2 separate regions of the Homo sapiens genome follow, and region 1 is linked to region 2. The links are chromatin loops, found by intact Hi-C in ENCODE. Cell type or tissue: heart left ventricle. All regions are shown on one strand. Links, peaks and the distances in the headings refer to the core of each region. The heading gives the core; the rest is flanking DNA. Region 1 overlaps DNER (delta/notch like EGF repeat containing). Region 2 overlaps PID1 (phosphotyrosine interaction domain containing 1).

The links. A loop is a pair of places that touch in the nucleus more often than their neighbours do. Peaks named below come from ENCODE experiments on the same cell type or tissue, not always from the same donor. Only the 100,000 strongest peaks of a DNase experiment are listed, where the experiment ranks them.
Region 1: it touches region 2 in a loop (2.8-fold over the local background); 22 of 110 quality-filtered maps call a loop at or near these places.

Annotation. Positions count from the first base shown.
Region 1 is chr2:229,585,133-229,589,528 of GRCh38, reverse strand. DNER (delta/notch like EGF repeat containing) reads left to right here. Exons shown (of 13, transcript NM_139072.4): 3 at 1,041-1,135; 4 at 3,505-3,671. Among named protein-coding and RNA genes, the nearest start is that of DNER, 130 kb to the left of the region's middle. In heart left ventricle, for the core only: CTCF peaks have their summits at 2,032 and 2,232 (motif pointing right); a DNase peak (open chromatin) is centred at 2,228; H3K4me3 peaks cover 444 bases.
Region 2 is chr2:229,265,246-229,269,641 of GRCh38, reverse strand. All of the region lies in intron 1 of PID1 (phosphotyrosine interaction domain containing 1), which reads left to right. Among named protein-coding and RNA genes, the nearest start is that of PID1, 3.8 kb to the left of the region's middle. In heart left ventricle, for the core only: a CTCF peak has its summit at 2,407 (motif pointing right); no DNase peak of the experiment used is centred there; H3K4me3 peaks cover 1,366 bases; H3K27ac peaks cover 782 bases.

The sequences.
Region 1 (4,396 bases), core at 129-4,128, 320 kb before region 2:
CCTAACCTGATGGAAACCAGGAGGCATATTATTATCCCCTTTCTGTGAAGTAATGATGCTTTGGAAACATAAAGTTATTTGGAGACTTAGAGGCTTGGGTAGCAGCCATCTGTCATACAAATTTAACAAGTTATACTCACATCTTTGAATATCAGTGGTGGGCTTAATCCATAGAATCTGATTGTAGGGCATTCTGGAAAATAAGATCTAAGTGTGGGCTGTGGAGTGAAATTGCTGAGAGTTTCTGTATTGTTCTCAATTAATTCTGTGATGATGAATACTTTTAATACTGCTTCATTTTCATTGACATGGGGGAGGACAGTAATTGTGGCATGAGGACTAAGTGCATAAATTGGCCAGGTTTATGCTCACTGGACATAGCTCAAGGTTTTGCAGTATGCTTTTTGATGAGCACAGTCCTCCCCCCACCAATTGATCTCCTTTTTAAAAAAATATACATCCATATAATACTTTTGGGAAATAATTTAAAAGCGAAGGTATAGCCTACAAGGAAAAAGAAAGGCAGCGTTCAAGCTCCCCAGCCTTAGCATGTGCTCCTGGACCCATCAGCACACAGAAGAGTCATCAGACCTGATACTGCATGCACTTTGCAAGTCGAAGGCTGGCTTGCCTAGTCATTAGGCTTTTACCTGCTGTTTGTAAGTTAGTCCTTAAAGTTGGCCTCCTGGTTAGCATCAGGTTAAGCATAGTGCAGGGGTCAATGACTGCTTGTTAAATGAATGGAAAATGAGCAGGGAGTGACATCTGCTTCCTGTCCTGCAATATCCTATTGATCAGTTTTAACAATCCCAGGAATTTGTAGATTGCTCTCAGGGAAGCTGTTGCATTTCAGAACATCAAATGACAAAGATTTCATTTTCTTTTGAGTTTGTAAGGCTTCACTTCTTCATCTCCTCTCTAGCCCTACCCCCGCATCATCAAAAGGGATGAAGGAAATTCAGCATGGAATTTTGCTTTATCACATTATGTTATACTATAAACAACCCCAATCATATGTCGTTTTTTTTTTCCCTTCCCAGGTGATCCCAGATATTGCCTGTGGGAATGCCAGTTCTAACAGCTCTGCGGGTGGCCGCCTGGTATCCTTTGAAGTGCCACAGAACACCTCAGTCAAGTAAGAAAATTCTGAGTTACAAACTGTTAAGAGTGATGCTATGACCTATAAGTGGGGTTGTGTCCATCCGCGGACCTGGTGTGTAAGTGGCCTGTCAAGTGAGAATCGTGAACAGATTCCACGGGTAGATGTGGCCCCTGCCATTTGAAAACTAGAGGAAGCGATTTCAGAGGCAATTACAGTGAGGGTTTTCAGGCTGGACAAGTGGAATTGAGAAATTGGACTGGATGAGTCTGGTGTGAGGTGACAAACCGTGAGGCCTTAGATAAGATCTCAGCCAGATTCCTTGTCTCCCAAATGCTTTGCTTCCCAAATTATTGGCCTCTTAAGATTTTATTGGACCATCAGTTACATTCAGATGCATACTTTGCCCCAAATTTAAATTCTACATATTACAATTTTCTCTTTATTTTTTATAATTTTTATTTATTTATTTATTTTTACAGTTTTCTCTTTAAAAGCAAGCGTACAAAGAGAGTGTTTTGTTTAAAATTCAAGCTATTTTAAATGACAGGGTCCATTGTCACCGGTGGGGAAGAGGGAGAGGCATAGGGAAGCAGTGCTGGTTGAGACCTGATATGTGTGGTGCTTTATATGAGGCTCAAGTCAGCAGGTGCCCAGGAGCACAAAGCTGGGGGTGGGGTATGGGCCAGTATTAGGGTGCCCCAGGCCGGCTGACAACCCCCCACTGCCCATCCTTTTCAGTTGCCATTGACTACCACCCTCCCCACACTTTCCATGCAACCTAAGGGGCATTTGCTGTCCAGTCTTTGGGGATTTTTAGAAGACTGGGAACACGTGGCCTGGTTAACCAATCTGTTGCACTGGCTCCCTTTTAAGGGGCCTGCGGGCACTGTAGGTCTCTTCCATGTATCCATCGCCATTTTTGTCTACCTGGCTTTCTAAACAGTGGAGTCCCTGAACATGTTTGGAAGAGGGACTTTGTTACATTGCTCTTGCACCCTGGGTCACCACAGCCTTGAACTCACTCTGGCAGGGGAAGAGCCTGGAAGGGCTGCTTGGGAATTCCTGGGCTCAGGAGGAACGCTCCCATCCGGAGAGGCGGGAGAGGTGAAGCCTGAGGCAGCTTCGAGCTCTACCAGCAGGGGGACCCCGGTCCTAAGCGTTTCTTTCACTGCTCAGACTACAGCTGAAACCCCTGCCGTCCTGGGCTAGTTTTAGGAGCAGGATCTCTAGTTTCCTTTACTCTTAAAACATCTCTCGGCCCTTTCTTGTCTAGATCATATTATCTTACCTTGATAAACCTTTCCAAATTTTCTGGTCTTCTATCTCGTTAAATGCTTTTGTTTTTTTCCTCTCAACAAACCTGCCATTCTCTGAGACTCCCTTAAGCTGCAGAACGGGACCGAATTAGCAGAGTCTGACTCAGACGAAGTGAGATGGGAGTGCCGAATGACCTGAGGGCACTGAATTCACTTGTGGGGGTTACTAGCTCCTTACGCTTTCATTTCCTCATGAATTTAGTCACTGATCAAAGCTTTACTGAGCCCCTGCTGCACGCCAGGAGCCCTGTGCTGGGGGAGCGGATCTGTGCGGAGTCTACTGTGATCTTCTCCAGGAGCACTGGGGAGAATGGGCAGCTGTTGGGATGTTGGGAAGTGGTCAGGAGTCTCTGGGAAGAGGTAATATGTGGGCTAGGAACACATTTCCAAGGTGGAGAAGGAGACAAAGCTTGGGAGGTGAGAAAGAACTGGGTTGGGGTAGCTCGTAGTAGCTGAAGCATTGGGCTGTGAGGAGAAAAGCGCAGGAGGGCAGCTGGGGTTGGGGTTGGGGTTGATGGGCTTTCTGTGACATCCTATTCTCTGTGGGGTGGTTTTGTGTGTTTTTTTTTTTTTTTTTTTTTTTTTTTTTTTTTTTTTTTTTTACCAAAAATGAGCCAGGGGAGGCCTGAAGCATTGGGAGGTGGATTGTATGTGATTGTGTGTGTGTGTGGGTGGGTGGGTGGGGGGTGTTGGGGAAAGGTGACACACTTTTGCTTATTTTGGCAGCATAACTCAGGTGGCTGTGTTGGGTTGCAGTCCACGTTTATGACAAATTTAAGCAAAACTCTTTTTATATTGTGTGGCTATGGAAGGATTTGTCTGAAAGAGAACTCAGTGTACTCTTTTACTGTTCATCAAAGTGGTTACTCAAAGGTGAGTTACCAGTGACTCATTTTGTGGTACACTGTGAACAAGTGGGAGTGTACGCCTTTACAGTGGACGCCCGCGTATCTGTTTATGCCATCGATCTCCTGGTACCTTGGTAGATGCACATACCATCTTTGTATTTATTTTTAATTTGAAGAACTGGTTCTAAGATGAATTTTTCTGAAAGGAGCTTTCTGTTTACATCATTCCTGTTTCCAGGATTCGGCAAGATGCCACTGCCTCACTGATTTTGCTCTGGAAGGTCACGGCCACAGGATTCCAACAGTGCTCCCTCATAGATGGACGAAGTGTGACCCCCCTTCAGGCTTCAGGGGGACTGGTCCTCCTGGAGGAGATGCTCGCCTTGGGGAATAATCACTTTATTGGTGAGTTACCAAAATCTTCTACTCAACACTGCATCTGATTCAACCCAACTTTGGTTTGGTGTTGAGACAGTAGGTAGGGAATTTTGCTCAGATAATCTGAATTCTATCCATCAATGCTATTTCTTTCACTTTGGTAAGGTTTTAGAATAAAAACTGGATTCTAACATAATATTTCTTTTTTTCTTTTTTTTTTTTTTGATGATGGAGTCTCGCTCAGTCACCCAGGCTGGAGTGCACTGGCGCGATCTTGGCTCACTGCAACCTCTGCCTCCTGAGTTCAAGCGATTCTCCTGCCTTAGCCTCCTGAGCAACTGGGGCTACAGGCACCCACCATCATGCTCGGCTCATTTTGCATTTTTAGTAAAGATGGGGTTTCACCACCCTGGCCAGGTTGGTCTTGAAATCCTGACCTCAGGTGATCTGCCTGCCTCAGCCTCCCGAAGTGTTGGGATTATAGGCATGAGCCACTGAGCCTGGCCCTAACATAATATTTCTAGTGTGGCTCAAAGTGGAAAGGCATGGGCTCTGGAATCCAGCGACTGTGTTCCAGCCCTGGCGAAGGCATCACAGGTGTGTGATCTTTGGTACTGAATGCTCTGGCCATCAGTTTTCCTTTGGAATCTTTCATCTGCTTCTTTTTCCAGAAATTGTGGAAAACTTGAGGTGTTGGATGTTGGTCTCTCAGGATAACCTTTGTTCCCAGTTGATTTTGGCCTGACTTAGGG
Region 2 (4,396 bases), core at 185-4,184:
ATTTGAAGTTCTCCTTCGGTTAAAGGCGTAACTTCTATTCCAAAGGAGCAGAATGATTGAGGGGAGCTGGCAGGTTTCCTGTTCAAGTGCAGAGGGTAGCTTTTGGAAGTCCTTAGAGAGATGTGACCAAAATTCCTTGAGGTGGCTTTTATGGCCTGATGATCTGTACCTCTGAAGAGTTTGTAGATTTTTGACTATTCAAGTTCTTCCTACCGGCCTGTTTCACTTAGGGAATCCTGTGCGCTCTGGAGCATGTGACCCTTGGCAGGTGGGCGCTCTCGCTTGCCTTCCCATAGAGATTGCTCCTCACTAGAAATGTCTCCCCCTTATTTTGTGAAATGTGCACGTGTGCATTTTGGCGTGAGCCTGGTTTATTGCAGTTGGTGTTTGCAATGCGTTTATTTTATTTCAAGGTGTCATGTTGAAAGAACCTGTTTTTAGGCTTTTGAAAGCTCATATAAACAGGGCTTATCACCAATAAGACCGAGTCACTGTTGGAAGGTCCTTACCAACAGGGGGCTCAACTTCATGCTGCCCAAATTTCGATGAGTCTCTTTTGAAAGTACATACATCTCAAGCCTTGAGATTAGAGAAGTGAGACAAATGCGGAAAAATTTTTTTATATCCGTGGCTTCTTCCCAAAGAGTATTGCTTGACTCTCCTTGAAAACACATAATTTATATGTTTTTACTTTTGCCTCTGAGAGAGCTGTTGAGGATGAGATGGTGAGTGAGCTGCTTATCATATTTTATTTACATTCCTTGTGGTTATCTTTGTCACAATCTCTGTTTGCTGTCTGGGGTTTTTTCCTTTTCTTTTCCTTTCACCGTGATATAGAAACATGCCTGTCCGATTCCTCAGTGAGAAGCCACTTTGCCACTCCCAGGCTCTGTGGCCACAGAGATAGCAGTGGATATCATGCTGGATAGGAAACTTGAGAATGAGTTCTGCTCTTTAATGATGTCTGAGCTCCATGTGCCTTTCACAAATCTTTATAAACCTTCTCATTCGACCTCATTAATTTTTTTCTCATTTATCTTTAATACAAACATTCTAATTTAGATGAGCCAGAGTGAAGAAAATTCGTCAAGGAAACATTCCCAGAACTTCCTAATAGGACTAAGGAGTCAATTTATTTTATCAATACCTAGAATCAAAAGAGGGGATGGAAGAAAATAACCAGACCCTTTCTTGATGATATAGTTCATATTCGATGAAGCTGGTTTGAGAAGTCTGTGTCCCAGGGGAGTGTGATAGATCTTTGCGTAGAACAGTCACCCTCTAAATAATGGACTTTTGAGTGTAGCAACTGGCTCCGTTGCTCAGGAAATGGCATCTTTGATCAGGTTTGATTATCATTATTGTTACCCACACTTCTGTGTCCCCACAAAATGATGCTGATATTTTCTGATTTGAGGTTTAGCTGTTTGACCCAAATCCAGCACAGGCAAAGGGACCTATTGCCCTGAGCAGAGCTGCGCTGGGTAATTTCTCATTCAGTCACACAAACCGAGGCAAGTTCATCTGCTCCCTTGAATGTTAAAACTTCTATTGCATCCCACTCGAGCCCTCGCTGGGAGCTTCTGCCATTAAAAATATAATAGGATCAAAAGGGATGTGAAGATTTAATTTACCACCCCAACTTTTTACAGTGAATAAATATGAATTCTTCTCTTTTCACCTTCCCGTCTGCACAGCAGACTTTTTTTTTTTCTTGGAGGTATTGAGGAGTGTTATACATTTTTAAAGAAGCAGATTTGAAACAGACTCCTTTCAGAAAAGTAAAGGAGACTTTTCTGAACAAATAAAAACCCTACTGGTTTTTATGAAATAGAGATGAGATTACCTCTGGCCTTGAAATTTTAAAATTTGTATGAGTTTCTGGATTGACTTGATGATTGTACTGGGTGGATCCCTCAGAAGTAACAAACCCATCCATGCAAGACTGTGTCCCATCCATAGGAACAAGTATTTTCTCAGAGCAAATGTCTTCACTGAGCTACCAGATGCATTTTCTGGAGGCCTTGATAGGAGGAGAAAGATGAATCAAGACTGACTTAGAAACGAAGGAGGTCAACACATCCTTAAAGGTCTTTGGTGTAGTTATTACTAGGATAGAGTGGAATGTGATAGGCGTATGAGTTCTAGCAGATTCTAATTGTGAAGTTTACATGTAACCATCTTCTCATGAGGCATTCTATAAAGGTTCCAATATAATCATCTAGCTGTCTTCACTGAGATTACCATTTCTCCATGGCAGATTCAGAAAAAACAGCTTTTTATTCACAAAGCTGGATTTGAGTTTTGCAGCCTGGGCAATTTTTTCTGTTCCATCCATTACTTCCTTTTTCATCCTCGTTGTGGCCAATGTCTGTGTACTAGCACTTCCACAAGAGGGAGAAACACAGTGAAGAGTAGGGAGGACCCCAGATCCTGAAAAAGCTTTCTTTTGGTTTCTTCTGAAACTTTTGGTTGATGAAGTGGTTGAAGTTTCCAGCTAAATACTATTTGGGGATTTTAGGAGCCAAAGTCCTCCTCTGAGGATTATCTCACCCTTTCTCTGCCTTGTCCTATCTGGTAGATGTTGTCTTGACTTGGAGTGTGGATCGTTCTAGATTTTTCTTCTCTATGATGATGCCACTTTCACTTTTCCCCTGAGAAGTGAGACTGGAGAACCCTCTAAAACGTCAACTGGAGACCATTAGCCCTGGCCCATCAGGCAGGGTGAAAACCGGCAAATCTGATACTTTTCCAGGCTGACCAAATTGACAAAAGGAGCAAGGATTAAGAATGGGAAGATACTAGTAACCTGCTTTTGTGGTGCAGGCACTGTGTGTGGCACTGTGCCGAGGAGCTTTATTTTAACTATCTGGCTCATTTGCATCCTGTAACCACTTTTATCCGCATTTTAGAGAGAAACTGAAGGCCAGAGAGTCGAAGTGATTTGGCCAGCGTTGAGCAGCTAGAAATGAACTGAGCTGGAGTTTGAACCAGACAGTTTGGTTCCAATCCTTACTTCTTAAGCACTTCACCATAGTGCAGAAGGATAAGACAGGCACAGTGCAATGTACATGTTGGTGCTGTTGTTATTAATAAATACAGTTAGAGCAATGACTGTTTTGTGGGCTCAGAGAGGCTGCTGTCCTATTTCTTGCTGAAGCAGTGGGTTGACCAAAGGCTACTCTGTTTTTGGTGGCTCAAATCTTTGGTGGCACATAAGCTGCTGTCTCCTATTGAAGTTAAAATTCACAAGTGCCATTGAAGAGCTTTTCAGCTGAAGCACATAGCATTTATCCAAACTAGAGACCTTGAAAGCCGGTGATTAGGGTGGATTGTGTACACATTCATTCCAAGTTTAGACAAAAAAAAAATGGGGAGAAGGAGGGAGGAGGTTGGAGATTTTCAGAGCGGTTGCTTAGAAAAAAGCAACAGCTATTATTACAGAGGCACAGGTTTCTCACTAAACCCATTCTAGATTTTGTTGTTGTTTTCATCAATTGTAGTTGAGTAAGCACAAAACATCGGGCCCTATTGTTCATAAAGAAAACTAGGAGTTGTCATTAATCCGGGGCCTTAGTCTCCCTCAGGAATAAAATGCTATCTTACATCATTGAGTCTTTCTCCAAGTTTGTCAGCAAATCTCTTTCAAGCGATTTGCAAAATCCTAGCCTGGGAACAAACTCTGTGCCCCTTGCTTAACCATGGCCTAATGGCTGTTTCGTGTTGACTGTACTGAGTTATCTTGGAGTGTTAGGCAACTTTTGCATTTTGTTTGATGTTCCAGATTAGGTCCCTCCCATACCAATACCCCTCCACACTGACCCCATTCTACCATGAAAATTAGCCTTGGAGGAGACTCTGGGAGAATCAGCCTTACAGCTTCAAGGGTACTGGAGATCAGGCTGCCTTCTACAAGGTATTTTATTCTGTGAATAGCAGCAGTTCAGGGACTTGTTAGTGGTCAGGAAATAAAACTAGTCCAGAACACTCAATGACTGCAGTGTGCTTCTTTCAGCCCTGTGGACACAAATTTAAACAGAGGCTTTATATAAGTAGAGCAAGAAGAAATAGTTGAGTCGTTTGTCCAAAGACCTCCTTAAAGTCTAGTGGAATTAGTCTACTGTCATTTTGTGTTCACTTAAAAAAAAAGTTGTGATCCCTATTTAGCTGCTAATCAGTGATAAAGCATCAGTGTATTCACCAGGTCCAACCCTTGAGGCCAAAGACTGCAAAAGGAAGGTGTCAGGGAAAAGACACAGACTTGTTTTGTGACTGGCATATTTCAATGCTTCCAGCATCTTGACATGCTCTTCCACTTAATGCTGATGCCACGTGGATCAATAATCTGGCTGAGGTCTTCTTTCCCATGCCTGATGGCCCAGGATTCCTCTGCCCT